3 separate regions of the Mus musculus genome follow, and regions 1 and 2 are each linked to region 3. Evidence: chromatin loops called from intact Hi-C (ENCODE). Cell type or tissue: heart. All regions are shown on one strand. Each heading gives the region's core, and the rest is flanking DNA. Links, peaks and the distances in the headings are about the cores only.

Region 1 (5,090 bases), core at 1,517-4,016, 140 kb before region 3:
CCATGCTTGAGTTCCAGTCCTGACTTTCTTTGGTGATGAACAGCAGTGTGGAAATGTAAGCTGAATAAACCCTTTCCTCCCCAGCTGCATCTTGGTCATGATGCTTGTGCAGTAATAGGTAAAATCCTGACTAAGACACTTGGGAACAGTATAATTCAACCTGGGACCGGTTCCTCCACCAGCAGCTTTAACTACCCCTGAATGAGCACACAGCCTCACAGCCTTTTTCCAATTCCCATTTATTTTTGGCTCTGGGGCGATGTCAACTTTTCAATATGAAAAAAAAAAAAAAAGCAGGTACAACACGAAATAGAAAGGTAGGAAATGACCAAGCCAAGGGCAGGAGGAGCATGGGGCAGAGGTGGTGACAGCCCATCTGGGCAGTGTCTGAAAGACCCAGGTGGAAACATACTTTCCCAAGTGTGGAGTTTCAGCGGGAATTGGGAGTGTTCAGAGACCAAGACCAAGACCTTGCCGCACCCCCAACCCCCATCTCTCCGAGAAAGGAGAACCAATACAGGGAAGACACTTCCAATGGCAGATTTGGCTCAGGACAGCTGGGAGGATATAAATGGAGATAATACTGTTAATACCTCTCCTGAGGCTGAGAGATGAGGCAGGAGAAAAACAAAACAAAGCCCTGCTGACTGAAAGCATAGGTGGATTCTAAATGGCCCTGACTGGAAAACCCCACCCCCTTCTCTTCCTGGTGGTCTCTACCTAGCATCCCTGATCCACTACTTTGCTTTAAGATGATGGTTACTATCCGAGTTCTTAGAATTGGGCTGGGTTCTACACAGGATCTGGAGCAGACCTCAGGTTTCTGGAGAATATTCTGGAATATTAACTGGACAGTCAAATAATAATTTAAAAAAATGGATACTTGTTGGGTGATAGTGGCACACGCCTTTAATCCCAACACTTGGGAGGCAGAGGCAGGCGGATTTCTGAGTTCCAGGACAGCCTGGGCTATATATACAGAGAAACCCTGTCTGGAAAAACCAAAAAAAAAAAAAAAAAAAAAAAAAAGATACCAGTAGGAAGCACAGGGTAACAACCAGAATGTCAGAAATCTAAGTTTGTCAGAGTGGAAAGAGAAAGGAGACATTCCACAAACAAATATTTATTGAGTGCCTGCCATGTGCCAGGCACCATTTACCCCCAATGAGAAAACAGAACAAAACAAATACAAGACAGAGGCAGCAGAAAGAAACTGGAGGACAAAGGGCAGTTGGAGAAAGCTGAGGGATCTAAGCAGCCTGAGCTGATGCAGGGCTCTCTGCCTTAGGCCTCCTCTTCTGCCTCCTCTCCGAAATCCTCTTCCTCTTCCGCGGTGGCATCCTGGTACTGCTGGTACTCAGAGACGAGGTCGTTCATGTTGCTCTCAGCTTCGGTGAACTCCATCTCGTCCATGCCCTCACCCGTATACCAGTGGAGGAAAGCCTTCCGGCGGAACATAGCCGTAAACTGCTCAGAGATGCGCTTGAAGAGCTCCTGGATGGCTGTGCTGTTTCCAATGAAGGTGACTGCCATCTTGAGGCCACGCGGTGGGATGTCACAGACAGCTGTCTTGACATTGTTGGGGATCCATTCCACGAAGTAGCTGCTATTCTTGTTCTGCACGTTGAGCATCTGCTCATCCACCTCCTTCATGGACATCCGTCCACGGAAGACGGCGGCAACTGTGAGGTACCGGCCGTGGCGCGGGTCGCAGGCGGCCATCATGTTCTTGGCATCGAAGACCTGCTGGGTAAGTTCAGGCACAGTGAGGGCCCGGTACTGCTGGCTTCCACGGCTGGTGAGAGGGGCAAAGCCAGGCATGAAGAAGTGGAGACGTGGGAATGGCACCATGTTGACAGCCAGCTTTCGAAGGTCAGCATTAAGCTGGCCCGGGAAACGGAGGCAGGTGGTGACGCCGCTCATGGTGGCCGAGACGAGATGGTTCAGGTCTCCGTAGGTTGGCGTGGTGAGCTTGAGGGTACGGAAGCAGATGTCGTAGAGGGCCTCGTTGTCGATGCAGTAGGTCTCATCCGTGTTCTCAACCAACTGATGGACAGACAGGGTGGCATTGTAGGGCTCGACCACGGTATCAGACACTTTGGGCGAGGGCACCACACTGAAGGTATTCATGATACGGTCAGGATATTCTTCCCGGATCTTGCTGATGAGCAGGGTGCCCATGCCAGAGCCAGTGCCTCCACCCAGTGAGTGGGTCAGCTGAAAGCCTTGCAGGCAATCACAGCTCTCCGCCTCCTTCCGCACCACATCCAAGACAGAGTCAACCAACTCAGCTCCCTCTGTGTAGTGGCCTTTAGCCCAGTTGTTGCCTGCCCCAGACTGACCTGGAATGCAGTAAGGGAAAAGGTTTAATCACTAAGATATGAGAGAAACACAAATACTTCTTAATCTTTCAACGACTGGAATAATTCAGTTGAGCAAATAGAAATCGATTCCACCTAACTCACCGAAAACGAAGTTGTCTGGTCTGAAGATCTGGCCAAAAGGACCTGAGCGAACGGAGTCCATAGTCCCAGGTTCTAGATCCACCAAGATAGCTCGAGGGACATACTTGCCACCTGCAGGAATTCAAGTCAATGTTTGACGGATCAGCAATGCATTACCTCTGGGTGGGAGATCAGCCACAAAGCACTAAAGTTGTCATTCCAGGCACTACCACCTGGTGGCAGTAGAGCTAATCTTTAGTCCCTTAGGGTGTGAGTCTAGGGAAAAAAAAATGGGAACCATGCAGAGGGGTAATAGATACTTAGAAGTGTGGAAAAACAGGGCGTGGTGATGCTCTCCTTAAACCCAGCACTTGAGAGGTAGACGATCTATGGGAGTTCCAGGGCAGCCAGTGATGCATTCATCTGGGCTCACTGTCCAATACAGGGGACAGGGAATAAATGTTAAGTGGGGATTTCTGCCCTCACCTGTGGCTTCATTATAGTACACAGAGATTCGGTCCAGCTGCAGGTCGCTGTCACCGTGGTAGGTACCGGTGGGGTCGATGCCATGTTCATCGCTTATCACCTCCCAGAACTGCACAGGGAAGAGCAACGAGGCCTCAATGTCTCAAGTCCTAAGGCATGCCTCCCGCCCCTCATTTCAATTCCAGACACGCTGAAACGAGGCTGAGGTGAAGACACTGCAATTCCGTTATCTGCTTGCGGAAGTCCCATGGAGGAACCTACGCGATGGAAGGCTAAAACCTTTCGGCATAGGACCGGTGATGGGTGGGTCAGGCGCTATAAACCTCTATGTGGGCGGATTGGAGCCCACCTATTTGGCTTTGCACCCAGGTTGGCTCCTGAAGCCAGGAACCGCCCTTCCAGGCCAGCACAAAAGAGTTGGGGGAGAAAGGTGCGGCCACTGCAGTCGCCCACCCCTTACGTGCTCCACGTGACTGCGGTGGCGGGCCGCTCCTCCAGCAAACCACAAAGGCGGGAGCAGCGCGGGCGGGGCCTAGCTCGAGGGGCGGGGCCAGTGCGCCCCCGCGGGTAGGGGCCGCATTGTCCCTGCGCGCCAGGGGCTCCAACCCCGCCCCCAAAGGGTCCCACCCTTCGGCTACAATTTAGCGGCCGCACTTCCTCCCTCCCCTCCCCCGCTACATTGTTAATTGCTAGCAAAAAAGGGGGAAAAATCTTTAAAAAGCCCCATTGCCTATCTTTATTCCCTTCCTTCCCTCTCCTTAGTCTCCCAGACAGTCTCACATATTTGAAAAGCTCACTTTCATACCGCTCACACCCTAAAGGGCAATGAAAAGTAAAAGTAGGCCCCTATACAGAGTCATTACCTAAAAAAAGCATTGGGATGGCGGGTTCGATGGAGTGTCCAAGCCTTTGTTGAGAGGTAATGCGCACCGGGCACCTCTGCAGCTGCCCGCCAAACCTCGCCCCTTCCCCCCTCCATTCTGTTCCAGTAGAGCCCTCCAGGCTGGGTGGGGGTGGCGCAAGGGGAAAACCTCGCCTCGGCTTTGTCTCGGATCGTTTCCGCATCCCTCCAGTCCTCGAACCGTTAGAAAACCCCTTTTAAGACCAGCTCTTCACAGTCCCTCAGCCTCTCCTTTTCCCTAAACTCGAAAGGCTCTTTTATTAGCTTTCCGAAAATGTGCCAAGAAAAACATTTCCTCATTTTTCAATATCAGAACGCTAGCTACAAATATGGGTTATATTTATACGTGAAAAACTTTGAGGGGCCAAATCTGACGGGTGGAGAATGCAAGAACTCCGTGAACAATGCTCACAATTAACACAGAATTCTCATCTTTACATATTTCAGCTAAAATTTTAAAGTCCTTACCTTAGCACCGATCTGGTTGCCACACTGTCCGGCCTGGATGTGCACGATTTCCCTCATGGCTACGGTTTACTGAAATAATTGTTTTTGATGGTTCCAATGTAGGTACCGAACAAGAAAGAAAATTAAGGTTTTTGGGGTTTTTTTCTTCTGGGCCGGTCTCAGACTGAAAGGATGGACCGGAGCCCGGGAGGCTGCAGCAGCGAGATGCAAGCACGACCGCAGGAAGGTTCTAAGAGGCAGAAGAGGCCGGCGAGCGCAGGAGGGAAGGCGCGCAGGGCGGGGCTCGCGTTCGCGCGGCCGGGGGCGGGAGATAGGCGGGCGCCCCGGGTCTTAGACAAAGCCTACCCAACCAGTCGCTGATTAGACCAACCGATCACGTGCCAGGCGGCCATTGGTTTCTGAGCCAGTGGCGAGCGCAGTCTTTTTTGGGAGTTGTAGTTCTCTATTGTTGTCCACGCTGCAAAAAGAAGTTAGGAATGGGTGGGTACTGTATGAGGAATTGGGGTTATCTTGTGTGTGTGTGATTTTATTTTTTCATGAAAAATGTCCTCACACGAGATTCCTATTTTCTATTCTGAGAGAGGATTTTGTACTAAAAGAGGTTTGGAGAAATGTAGTAATTAGGAGATCTGAGGTGCCAGAGTTGGAAGGTGTGTTGGACACGCCCTGCCAGCTGCCCACCGCAGTAGGTCTAGAAAAGCCAGACTGCATAGCTCAGCGGAAAATCCTGAGAACTATGTTGTCCTTCCCTGATACACAGTATCTAGTTCTTTGTGATCCCAAGACAGGAA
Region 2 (5,090 bases), core at 1,554-4,053, 58 kb before region 3:
TGTCGTTAAAAGATTTTTTTTTTCCTCCCTGCTTCAAATATGGCGACTTTTCCTTGCTTGTCCTTTTGTCTTGCAAGCGGCGTTGCAGGTTGTGTCTTGACCCATTTTTCTCCTGTCCTCCCCCCTCGGTCCTATTTGTTGAGGGGTCCAAGTCCTACCACTTGGCTTTTGTAGGGAGGATTGGGATGGTCGGCGGTAGTAAGTTGAATTTTAGTTGCAAATTCAGATTCTTATCCCGCAGAAAATTGTATATTAATTGATTTTATTTTCAGTAATAGGCTCTTAAACTGATTTAAGATAGGTCAAGTTGAGGGTGGTGGTCAGAGGGATGGCTTCTGTTTGTTTTTTGTTTTTGTTTTTTTAACTTAGTGCCTTACAGTGTTAAGTAAAGCTACCGGCAGATCTGCCCGGCCTTTTAAATTTTGAATCTTCTCCATAACAAAATGGCGTCCCTCTCCTTTGTTTTTCTCCTTTGCCAGTCAGCTTAGGGCTTCCCTAGACGCTTGGTCAAGGGGGTGGAGCCACCGTGAAAGGTGATGTAATCAGCTTGCTTCCTCTGAAGACTCCGCCCCCAAGCAGCTGTCTTCTCTCCCTTTGCAGATTGCTGTTGGGGAGAATACGTTTTGGGTTTTTTTTTTTTTTTTTTTTTTTCTTGTTTCTTTTATCTTATATGATAAATCTTCCAGGGATAAAAGCTTAATGAGCACTAGGGATGGAGGCTGTCCAGGTCCTTGTGTATGTAGCTCTAGGTTTTGTGTTAAAAGTCAGCCCATTGCCTTGGTTTCACCTTCCACTCATCACAACTGCTTGGACCTATTCCGTGCTTCAGTGGACAGGGGTGGAAAAAAGCTCAACCCCGACTGCTTTAGAGAGACTTGGGCAAGACGCAGGGCCTGAGGGAACTGCAGTGTGCCATGCTGTTCAGGAAGGGTCCTTACACTACCTGGGTATTGGTTGCTTTGTAACAGTCTGGGGAAAGGGTGGGTACTGGTAGGACTTTCTTGTAAACCATCCTTATTCTCACCTCTCAGTTTGGGGATAAACTCTTTGTGCTCAGTGCCATCACCTGCAGTTGCTTAGTTCCTGTATGTTGGCACTAGGATGAGAAGTGAATCTTTAGGAAAGGAGGCTGCAGTTTAAACTCGAGGCAGGGGGAGTCAAGCTACGGTTTCTGGTAAGCAAAACATTTCTGGTATTACATTTCACAACCTTTCTTTTTCCCAAAGAGCCACCTTTTCGAATTTCTTTTTTCCTTCCTTCCTAAAAAGAAATTCTGTTAAAGCATCGAGGAAAGGAATGTCCTCTTTTCCTCCCTGCTGAGTGCTGGGGCTGCCGTGCATGTTGCGAGCCACGCCCTCCAGGGCAGTATTGGGTGTCTGGTTCTTTATCTCTTTCCCCAGCTTTTTCAAAGTCAAGTCTTTGACAGTTTCTTCATATACTTTTCATTTTTTATTTTAAGTCCTGGGTGGAGTTTCTAGACAGAGTTTATAAGCCTTTTGTCCTGCTGTCCTACCGTGACTTGGGTACAGCAGGGCTCATTTTCTGCTGGGTGTGGATTCTCATTATTGCTTGGACTTCTGATTGAATGGGAGGGCCTCTTCCACATGTCTATTTACCACACGTCTTTTTTATCTTTTAAGCAGTTTGCCAGGTGCCTCTGCAGTGCACCTACCTTGGGATCTGAATAGTCCACCACTGGGTCCTGATGTCTAGTGAGCAGGGATTAGTAAAAAGGCCTTAGGTGGGAGGTGAAAAATGCAAGGCTCTCTATTTCTAGGGAACCTTGGAGAACCTGAGTCTTACAGTGGCCAGAATTCTAGGGCCAGGGTGGTGGATGTAATTTTGTGTCTTTATTGAAAGCCAAATACTTTAAGAAGTTTAAAAGATTTTCAAAATAAAGGTGAGGGAAGCACAGGGCCTCACCATGCAAGGTGACCCACTTGAGACAGTCCACTCACTGTCATAACAGGAAGCTCTTGAGACACTGAGGGAAGACAGCCCAGGGCAGAACAAAGAAGAGCTGGCGCTTCTTTTCCCTCTTGTTAGAAGACTTTTTTAAAAAGTAGCCTGGCTTGCATGGACCTTGTTTTCTGAACAGCTTCAGGATGCAGTTGTGGTAGATGTTTAGTGACTAGCCAGGATTGATGGTTTCCCACCATTTTAAACCAAGTAACCCTCAACTCAAATTCACTTTGAAGTTGGATAGGAATTTAGGATCTTTAGTAAGAAGTGTAGAACATTCCCCAGCACTTAGAAGGTGGAGGTACGTCCATCACAGGAGATGTTCCCTTGTCTCCGTTTGTCTGTGCCCTTCATGGAGATTAGCAGCTGGCTAACATAAAAAAAGAAAAAGAAAAAGAAAACATGACCTGAGTTCTTTATGGTTACAGCAAGTTTCCTCAACTTGTAACTCCAGAGCAGGAGCGGGGAATACTTGAGCGCTATCCCTGCCCACTATGGTCACAGCATTATTGGGCCTTCACCACAGACCTGCTCCAAGCATGATGGATTCTTTGTTCCCACTGGAAGACCTTACAGTTTGCCTGTGAAAATAAGAGACCTAGGTTGTAAGGACCTGGGGTCCCTTATAAGGAGTAAATAATACTGAAGAAAAGGCACTGAGAACATTCACATTTTACTGTGAGGAGACAAGTTCAGCCATCCTGCCCAGTGTACATAACAGTGGGAAACAGCATCTTAACATTCCTGTTTTGTCCCCAGCTTCCTTGGCTATTGTGCCTTTTTATTGTTTATATAAGCGGGAATTTTAAAGTACCAAGGCCCCATTTCCAGCAGAGGGCACTAGACATGGCTCAGCTTTGTACAATGGTAACAGTTTCTCTAAAGGCTGTCCCCTGCCTTGTCTGCCTATTGAATGGGGGGGACATTAGAGTCAGGCCTATTAGTTCATAGGTAGAGGCACAAAGGAAATATATTTACTTAGCTCTGGATTTCAGTCAGCTGTGTCAGAGGGATGAAGTAATGTTTAATTCAAGACTTGTCAAATTTCATACATATTTATTTGGGGTTCTGTTAGATTTATGTGAGTATAAAACACTTTAAAACTCTACTCTAGCTTGGATATATGTATTTTTACCTTGGGCCCATTCATCCCTTTGCCAGTCTAACAGATCTGTTATATACCTGGGGCTTCTGCAGATCACTGAGGACACAGGAAGAATTCCTCTCTCAGTGTACAGATGGCCACACATGAGTGGATTTGCCCCCTTAACTAGTAAACATTTCCACTGTTGAATGTTTTTCTCCTCTGACCTCAGGTTTCAGGGTATTGGGCGACAGCAGGTTAACAAGTTTTGCTCAGTGTTCAGCACTTGCCTGCGTCTCCCCGTTGAGCCCACAGGCAGCAGTCTCTATTCTAGAGACTGCTGCCACCCTCCTTCGTCAACACCTCCTACTTGCTGCTCTTGCTGCTGCCCTGAGTTATTAGGAAGTCCACATTTAAAGCTGACTTTTTGTTTGTTTGTTTTAAACTCTTTAAATTTTTATCTTGTTTTATCTGGAGAATCACTCTTGTCTAACAGCCTCTTTACCCAGGTTAAACATGTCTAAGCCAGGAAAACAGTTCTTTTTTTCACATCTTACTTTTCTGGTTTGTCTGGGGGGGGGGGGAAACTGATTTATATTGTAAGAATCTTATCTGTAGGAAATACAATGATTTTTGTTTAAGACTTTTCACCCTTGGGACTGCCTTGTTTCTGTGAGGTGCAGGATGCAGAGGGCTCTCACCTTTTTCCTGTCCCTTTGGGCCTGGCCATCTCAGCTGCTGAGGAGGCCTGTACTTTTGTTTCCCAGAAGCGAGTGCTGATAGAAGTATGACTTAAAACCCCCAGTCAGAACCATGGCAGCTCGAATTCTCTCTCTGTAACTGTAGAGTGGCTTCTTATTCATGGAAGGAGTGTAGTGTTTAACTCACTCCTGTCCCAGCCTGGTTTGAAGTGGTGTCTCACTTCCCCCGTCTTCACCTTCATTACTTTTGGTTCCTAGTTTCTGGTTCTCAATTTGGGGCTTGTCTTGGGAGTCTTGGAGAGTGGTGAGTCTTGAGGGCAGGAAAGGGTCAGGTTTGCATCTTTGCTTCTGAAACCACAAGCCAAGTTTCTCTTGAACTTTGGAACAATAAACACTTGTTTGGTGTTTGGCCAGTGAGTAGCCTTATTCAGGGCCCATGAGAGCCTCCTGCCTTTCTTCAGTCCAAGAGCTTCTCTTGGCTCCCCGGGGAAGGGCTCTGCTCAGGACCCCGCTGTTTTCTCATCCACCACTTGAGCTGACTTCTCCCACCTGTGATTATGACTCTTAAGCAGCCAAGATAAAGGGAATTGATTTCTGGAGAGAGAATGATTGATTGTTAAGTTTTTTACCCAGATACCTAGGGTCGTCTTAGTTATCTTAGGAAGCTACAGCTGCTCACCTCATCAAATTACCAGCAGCTAACTGGGGACAGGACCTTCTTAGAAGTATGAAGAAGTGAGCAGCTTGCATGGGTCTTCATTAGCCCCACTCTTAAGTTGTCAAGGCTATTTTGTGAGCACAGATCTGATGTTTCTTACCTAGAAAATAGTACACATGAACACACATGAGTCACTGAGTCTTAAATGTGCTGATGGGATTTATTAGAGGGGTAAGTTAGTGGGGGCCTTTCCTTGCCATCCATTTATCCTGGTTTGTTTTGTTGTTCTTTTACCTCAGAAGCCACCATCATGGGTTCAGGTCCCATAGACCCCAAAGAACTGCTCAAGGGCCTGGATAGCTTCCTTACCCGGGACGGAGAAGTGAAGAGTGTGGATGGAATTTCCAAGATCTTCAGGTGAGTCTGTGCCCTTCTTAGGTTCCACATCAGTAGAGGAGGCCTCATGCACTGCAGTTGGAATGAGAGAGCAGTGATCTCTTGGCTGCTGGCCATGATGGAAGCTGGGGGTTTGGTCCATAACCCCGAGTGTCTTGGGGTGCTATCAGGGGAGCATAGGACAGAATCCTTGGCTTGGTTTTGGGCCATGTCATTTCCTTCCGAGATCCTTAAACTTTTCCAGAGAAAAGCAGTCTTAGATTATAAAGGGAAATGTGTGAACCCTGAC
Region 3 (5,090 bases), core at 1,422-3,921:
GCTTCATAGCGCAAAAGTTCTCCTGCCTCACCCTTCAAAATTGTAGACATGTGCTACCAGGCTTGGCTTATTTTTAGTTTTGTAACAAAGCTCCATACTATACATAGTAGTTATGTGGTTCCATGTCTATCTAGTTAGCAGTGTTATCTGATTAGTATAAGTCTGTGTTATTGATTTAGTTCATTCATAAATACTTCCTTTATGATTAACATATGTGTGTGTGCTTTTTGTCTGTGTGTGCCAGGGGCTGAAAGGTCTCACTGAACCTGGAACACTCTGATTCAACTACACTTGCTAGCCAGCAAGTCCTAGAGTCTGTCTACCTCTGCCTTATCACTGTTGGGCCCAGGTTTTTGCTTTTTACATGGTTGCTAAGATCTGAAATCAGGACTTCATGCTTTTGAAGTAAATACTTCATCAACTGGACCACCTCCCACAGTACCACTCCTCCTGTTCTTCCTCATTTTACTTTTAGATTTTGTTTTGTTTGTTTTTTTTTCAAGACAGGGTTTCTCTGTATAGCCCGGACTAGGCTGGCCTTGAACTCAGAAATTCGCCTGCCTCTGCCTCCCAAGTGCTGGGATCAAAGACGTGCACCACCACAGCCTGGCTACTTTTAAATTTTATAGACAGTGTCTTATATAGGCCAGGGTAACACTGAACTCTGAGCTTTCCTGCTGCCAGTATGCCTGGTCTGTGTGCTGTTTACAAACGCTTACCTACTCTAAGACCATGAGACATGGTTAACTTTTTATAAGAATGTTTATTTTACAATCTGCTTAGAATTGGTGTTTTTATTTGGTACGACTATTACAAAGTCAAAGTTCATAGTTTTACACACAAAAAAAGTCCAATTGAGACAACTTTGTTTACTGACAGAACCACTTCGTTGATTTCATCTTTACACAGAATTCTGTGTTCATATATCTACAGGCCTCCGATTGCACTCAGATAGGGTCTCATGTAGCCTAGGCTAGCCGGTCTCAAATTTGCTATTGCAGGAGAGGCTGGCCAGGAACTCCTGATCCTTCCACATGTTAAGAACTTATGTTGACATTCTGTGAAAACCACAATGTCATAGCTACTGCAGCTTTTCACTAAATCTTGCTATGCCCTCTCACTTTGGTCTTGGTAGTGTCCCATTTAGAGCCTCTATAATGGAGAACATTTATTTCTACACACAAATAAAGACAGACCTAGGAGTTAATCTGGAAGGAAAGTAACATTTTGACAACACCGTATTTCCAAACGGTTAATATATGATCCCTCATTTAGGTACACACAATCCCTGGGCTTTTGTTTAAGTCTTTAGGGGTCCATCCCTTCTCCAGGGCTTAAAACATGAATCAGGGCCCAATTTCTCCTCACCTGACTTGGGATCACCAGGCTTCCCGTTAGCCATGGGGGGAGGGCCCAGAAGGCTGGGTGGTCCTAAGAGCAGACGTGAGAAAACAGCCATCAGAACGGTGCAAAGGACTGATCACCTCGTCCTTACGTGGTCTTATAACACTCAGTTTTTAACCAGGTAAGTCATATATCCACTCAGCAGTGCCGCAAACTCTCACCCCGTCCATCTGCCCGTCCCTCTGCAGAGTTGTTTGAGAGTCCATCAGAGGGTAACAGAGGTCTCTAACAGCTCTTTCCTCACAGTGCTGCATCCACAACATGCCAGTGATTCCACGTACCCCAATCCCTCACCTTAACTGTTGGCCCATCATAGTTTTTTTCTCCTCTCCTTCCCTCGGGGGAGTAGTTCACAGAAGGTTGACCTAACCAGTGGAAGTGTGGTCACAAATTGTCTTCCCGATCATCACAATCTGTAACATCGCTGCCACCCCTCTCCCCCCGCCATTCTGCGGTTGCGCAAGCCAGATGTTTAGCCGAGCCGCCACCTCCCCTGCCTTCTCCAGAAAGGATTAGGAGCCAGATTGAGGTTGAGGGTTCAAGCAAGCGAAGCCCTCAATCCAGGTTCCACCAGCATCCCTCCCCCACCACGTCCCACCCCACCTCCACGCGTGCGCCCTTCCTCCTTCCGTTGGCACCTCCTCCCCCGCATTTCATTCTATCCTAGCCCCCTGGCCGGCTGACAGGCGTGTGCACGCCCTGCCCCTCACCCATGGGGCGCTCATCCTCCTCATCTCCAGGCTCGTCCCGCTCAGACAGTGCGAGATGTTGCTGCTGCTGCGGCAGCGGCGGCGGCTGGTCCTGCTTCTTTCGTTTCGGCATAGCGGCTGCGGCAATGGCTGCAGCAAGATTTGGAGGGCAGTGAGGAAGGGGCACACTAGCTTTCCTTCCGCTTCCGGGTGGGCGATGGGCCGGGTGACCGAGGCGCCCACCATGCCACTTCCGGGAGGTCGTGGATGTGCCGCGGCCGTTCGCTCCTACAAGGTGCCTCGCTCACCCCGCCGCGCGCGTGGGGAAGCTTTGCTCCCCCTTGTGCAGTTCCTCTCCACGTGGGAAAGCACCACCCCATTCCAGTGAGACACCGGACAGGCTTCGGGACTCTGGCGGCACGCGAGAGGCCTGTCGCATCCTAAGGTCGCCACATCCGGGCCCCAGTTACCATGGCAACAACTACAGCCACAACTCCGTGCTCTCTGACCTCTCTCCAAAAGTCCTTGTCCCGCTCGCTTTTCCTCCTCACCCGCGCTCGCACGTGTGGCCAGTGAACCTGCCTCTTCCGCAATCTCCTTACCGAGTCCTGTTGCCGCAGGCCAGTCCACGGGGCAGCCAGTCCACCGGGCAGCCAGCGCAGTCCCGGCTCTCCCGCCAGGGGCCATCCTCTCCAGGCGGCCGCGCGGTGGGGCGTGTCCTCGCCCCGTCGCCCGGCCCCCGCCAGGTGAGTGGCAGCTCCCGGGAGCGCCGGGCGGCGGTGACACGCGTCCCCCCTCCCGCGACTGCCACTTGGTAGCGCCCGTGACGGAGTCGGCTCGGGCCTCCCACGCGCGTCTCCCGCTCGCCGCACCGTGCATCCCGGACCCGCGGACTCTCACGTGCCGCCGCTTGCATCCCCGCCGCCCCGCTCCCCGCTCCCCGCCGCTCGCTGCTGACGTCACCGCGGCCCCGCCTCCCCAGGGCCCCGGGCCGCCGGCGGGGGCTGCCCCGGGGAGTCAGTTGCGGCGGCGGGGAGCTCGGCGGAGGGCGGGCCGGGGCTCCGGGGCCATGCCGAGGAAGAAGCCCTTCAGCGTGAAGCAGAAGAAGAAGCAGCTGCAGGACAAGCGGGAGCGGAAGCGAGGTCAGGGAGGGGGCGGGGCCGCTGCGCAGCTCTGGAGGAGGGCTGTGCCGCGGCACCGCGGGCGGGGGGTGGGTGGGTGGGCTCTCGCGATCCCGCGTGGGCTGCCACGGTGGGGGTTTCCCGCAGCGGCGGGACGGGGAGGGGTGGAGGGTGGGGGATGGGAAACTCTGCTTCTGCTTCTGCTGCTGCTGCCACAGGGCGCTGTGACGACCTCCAGGCCCATCCGGGACGGGGTTGGGGCGCGCGGTTGGGAAGATGGAGCCTCTGGAGAAGTTGGGTCGGCTGAAGAAGAGCTTGTCCTACCGGCTCGGGGGGCTTTAGGTCCCCTAAGAACCGGTCTACACCGGCGTCACCGGCCCCTCCCCTCAGGGCTCCAAGATGGGCTGCGCTCCAGTTCCAACAGCCGCAGCGGTAGCCGGGAGCGGCGGGAGGAGCAGACGGACACGTCGGATGGGGAATCCGTGACCCATCATATCCGCAGGCTCAACCAGCAACCTTCCCAGGGCCTGGGGCCCAGAGGCTACGACCCCAACCGGTAAGCCAAGGAGAAGGGCGCTGGCCGCAGTTTCCCCGCCCTCACCCTTAGGAAAAGCTTCCGATGAAGGATTGAAAGTGGAACTAGTGAGGCTGGAAGCCAAGGAAGGTGGTTCTCCCTGGATGGGCCACAATCTTTCTTGCCTTCCAATGGGGACTGTCAAGAGTTTGTTTAGAGGAGACTTGAACAACCAGGAGAGGAACCTTTGCAGTTTTGTGGTCAGAAGAGGAGATTGTTTGTCACAGGACTCCACTAGATGTGTGGTCCCTTTCCCCTTAGATACCGGCTGCATTTTGAACGGGACAGCCGGGAGGAGGTGGAGAGGAGAAAGAGAGCGGCCAGAGAGCAAGTGTTGCAGCCGGTCAGTGCTGAAGTGTTAGAGTTGGATATCCGGGAAGTGTATCAGCCTGGCTCAGGTGAGTGGGGGCTACTTGTGTATGCCATCAGCCTGGGGAACTTGCTGGCCAGAGAAGGGGTCCAGAAAAAGTCCTCATGCTTATCCGGTCTCTTTCCTTGTTTCCCAGTCCTGGACTTTCCCCGGCGGCCTCCTTGGAGTTATGAGATGTCCAAGGAACAGCTAATGAGCCAGGAGGAGCGGAGCTTCCAGGAATACCTTGGGAAGATACACGGGGCATACACTTCAGAGAAACTCAGCTACTTTGAGCACAATCTGGAGGTGATGGTGGCGTGTTTACTGAGTCGACATACTGTGATCTTAGTGTCCTGGTTCAGGCAGCAGCCAAACTGAAGACAGTCTCTCTTCTGATCTTTTCAGACATGGAGGCAGCTGTGGCGGGTGTTAGAGATGTCTGACATCGTCCTGCTCATTACTGACATCCGACATCCGGTGAGGACTTTGAAAGGTTTGCAAGGGGGAAAGGGGATGATTCTAGTATGAGAGTGTTCTGAGGCAGGAATTGGAAGGCAGAGAGATCTTTGTTTGTTTGTTTGGTTGGCTTTCAAGACAGGGTTTCTCTGTATAGCCCTGGCTGTCCATACTGGTCTACAAAAGTGAGTTCCAGGATCTACAAGGAGATCCACCTGCCTCTGCCTCCCGAGTGCTGGGATTAAAGGCGTGCGCCACCACGCCCGGCCAGAGAGCTCTTTTTACACCTTTTGGTGGGTGTGTGTGAAAGGCTCTGATTTGCAGGTGCTTGCCATCCCACTTGTAGACGGTATGCTTGGAATTGGGAAGCCACAGAGGTCAACCTTGGTGTTCCTCAGGCAATGGCACCATTTGCATTTCCTTTTGTTTTGCTCTGCTCTGCCACCGAGGATGAAGCCCTGGGCCTTGCATCTTGCTCGTACTAGGCCTGAGCT

Evidence for each region. A loop is a pair of places that touch in the nucleus more often than their neighbours do. Peaks named below come from ENCODE experiments on the same cell type or tissue, not always from the same donor. Only the 100,000 strongest peaks of a DNase experiment are listed, where the experiment ranks them.
Region 1: a loop joins it to region 3, with 2.1 times the contacts of the local background. A loop is called at or near these places in 10 of 42 quality-filtered maps.
Region 2: a loop joins it to region 3, with 2.4 times the contacts of the local background. A loop is called at or near these places in 25 of 42 quality-filtered maps.

The regions. Positions count from the first base shown.
Region 1 is chr17:35,833,698-35,838,787 of GRCm38, forward strand. It overlaps Tubb5 (tubulin, beta 5 class I), which reads right to left and starts at 4,604. Exons shown (of 4, transcript NM_011655.5): 1 at 4,300-4,604; 2 at 2,931-3,039; 3 at 2,466-2,576; 4 at 223-2,342. The coding sequence starts at 4,356. The coding sequence ends at 1,285. In heart, for the core only: a CTCF peak has its summit at 2,660; DNase peaks (open chromatin) are centred at 2,054, 2,734, 3,464, 3,924 and 1 weaker place; H3K4me3 peaks cover 2,500 bases; H3K27ac peaks cover 1,395 bases.
Region 2 is chr17:35,918,604-35,923,693 of GRCm38, forward strand. It overlaps Ppp1r10 (protein phosphatase 1, regulatory subunit 10), which reads left to right. Exons shown (of 19, transcript NM_001163818.1): 2 at 4,705-4,822. The coding sequence starts at 4,716. Among named protein-coding and RNA genes, the nearest start is that of Mir1894, 3.3 kb to the left of the region's middle. In heart, for the core only: a CTCF peak has its summit at 2,795 (motif pointing right); a DNase peak (open chromatin) is centred at 1,931; H3K4me3 peaks cover 260 bases; H3K27ac peaks cover 1,084 bases.
Region 3 is chr17:35,977,013-35,982,102 of GRCm38, forward strand. Prr3 (proline-rich polypeptide 3) reads right to left here and starts at 2,283. Exons shown (of 4, transcript NM_145487.4): 1 at 2,115-2,283; 2 at 1,369-1,431. The coding sequence starts at 2,226. It overlaps Gnl1 (guanine nucleotide binding protein-like 1), which reads left to right and starts at 2,943. Exons shown (of 12, transcript NM_008136.2): 1 at 2,943-3,235; 2 at 3,605-3,770; 3 at 4,050-4,186; 4 at 4,295-4,446; 5 at 4,546-4,617. The coding sequence starts at 3,163. In heart, for the core only: a CTCF peak has its summit at 2,744; DNase peaks (open chromatin) are centred at 2,649 and 3,599; H3K4me3 peaks cover 2,500 bases; H3K27ac peaks cover 2,500 bases.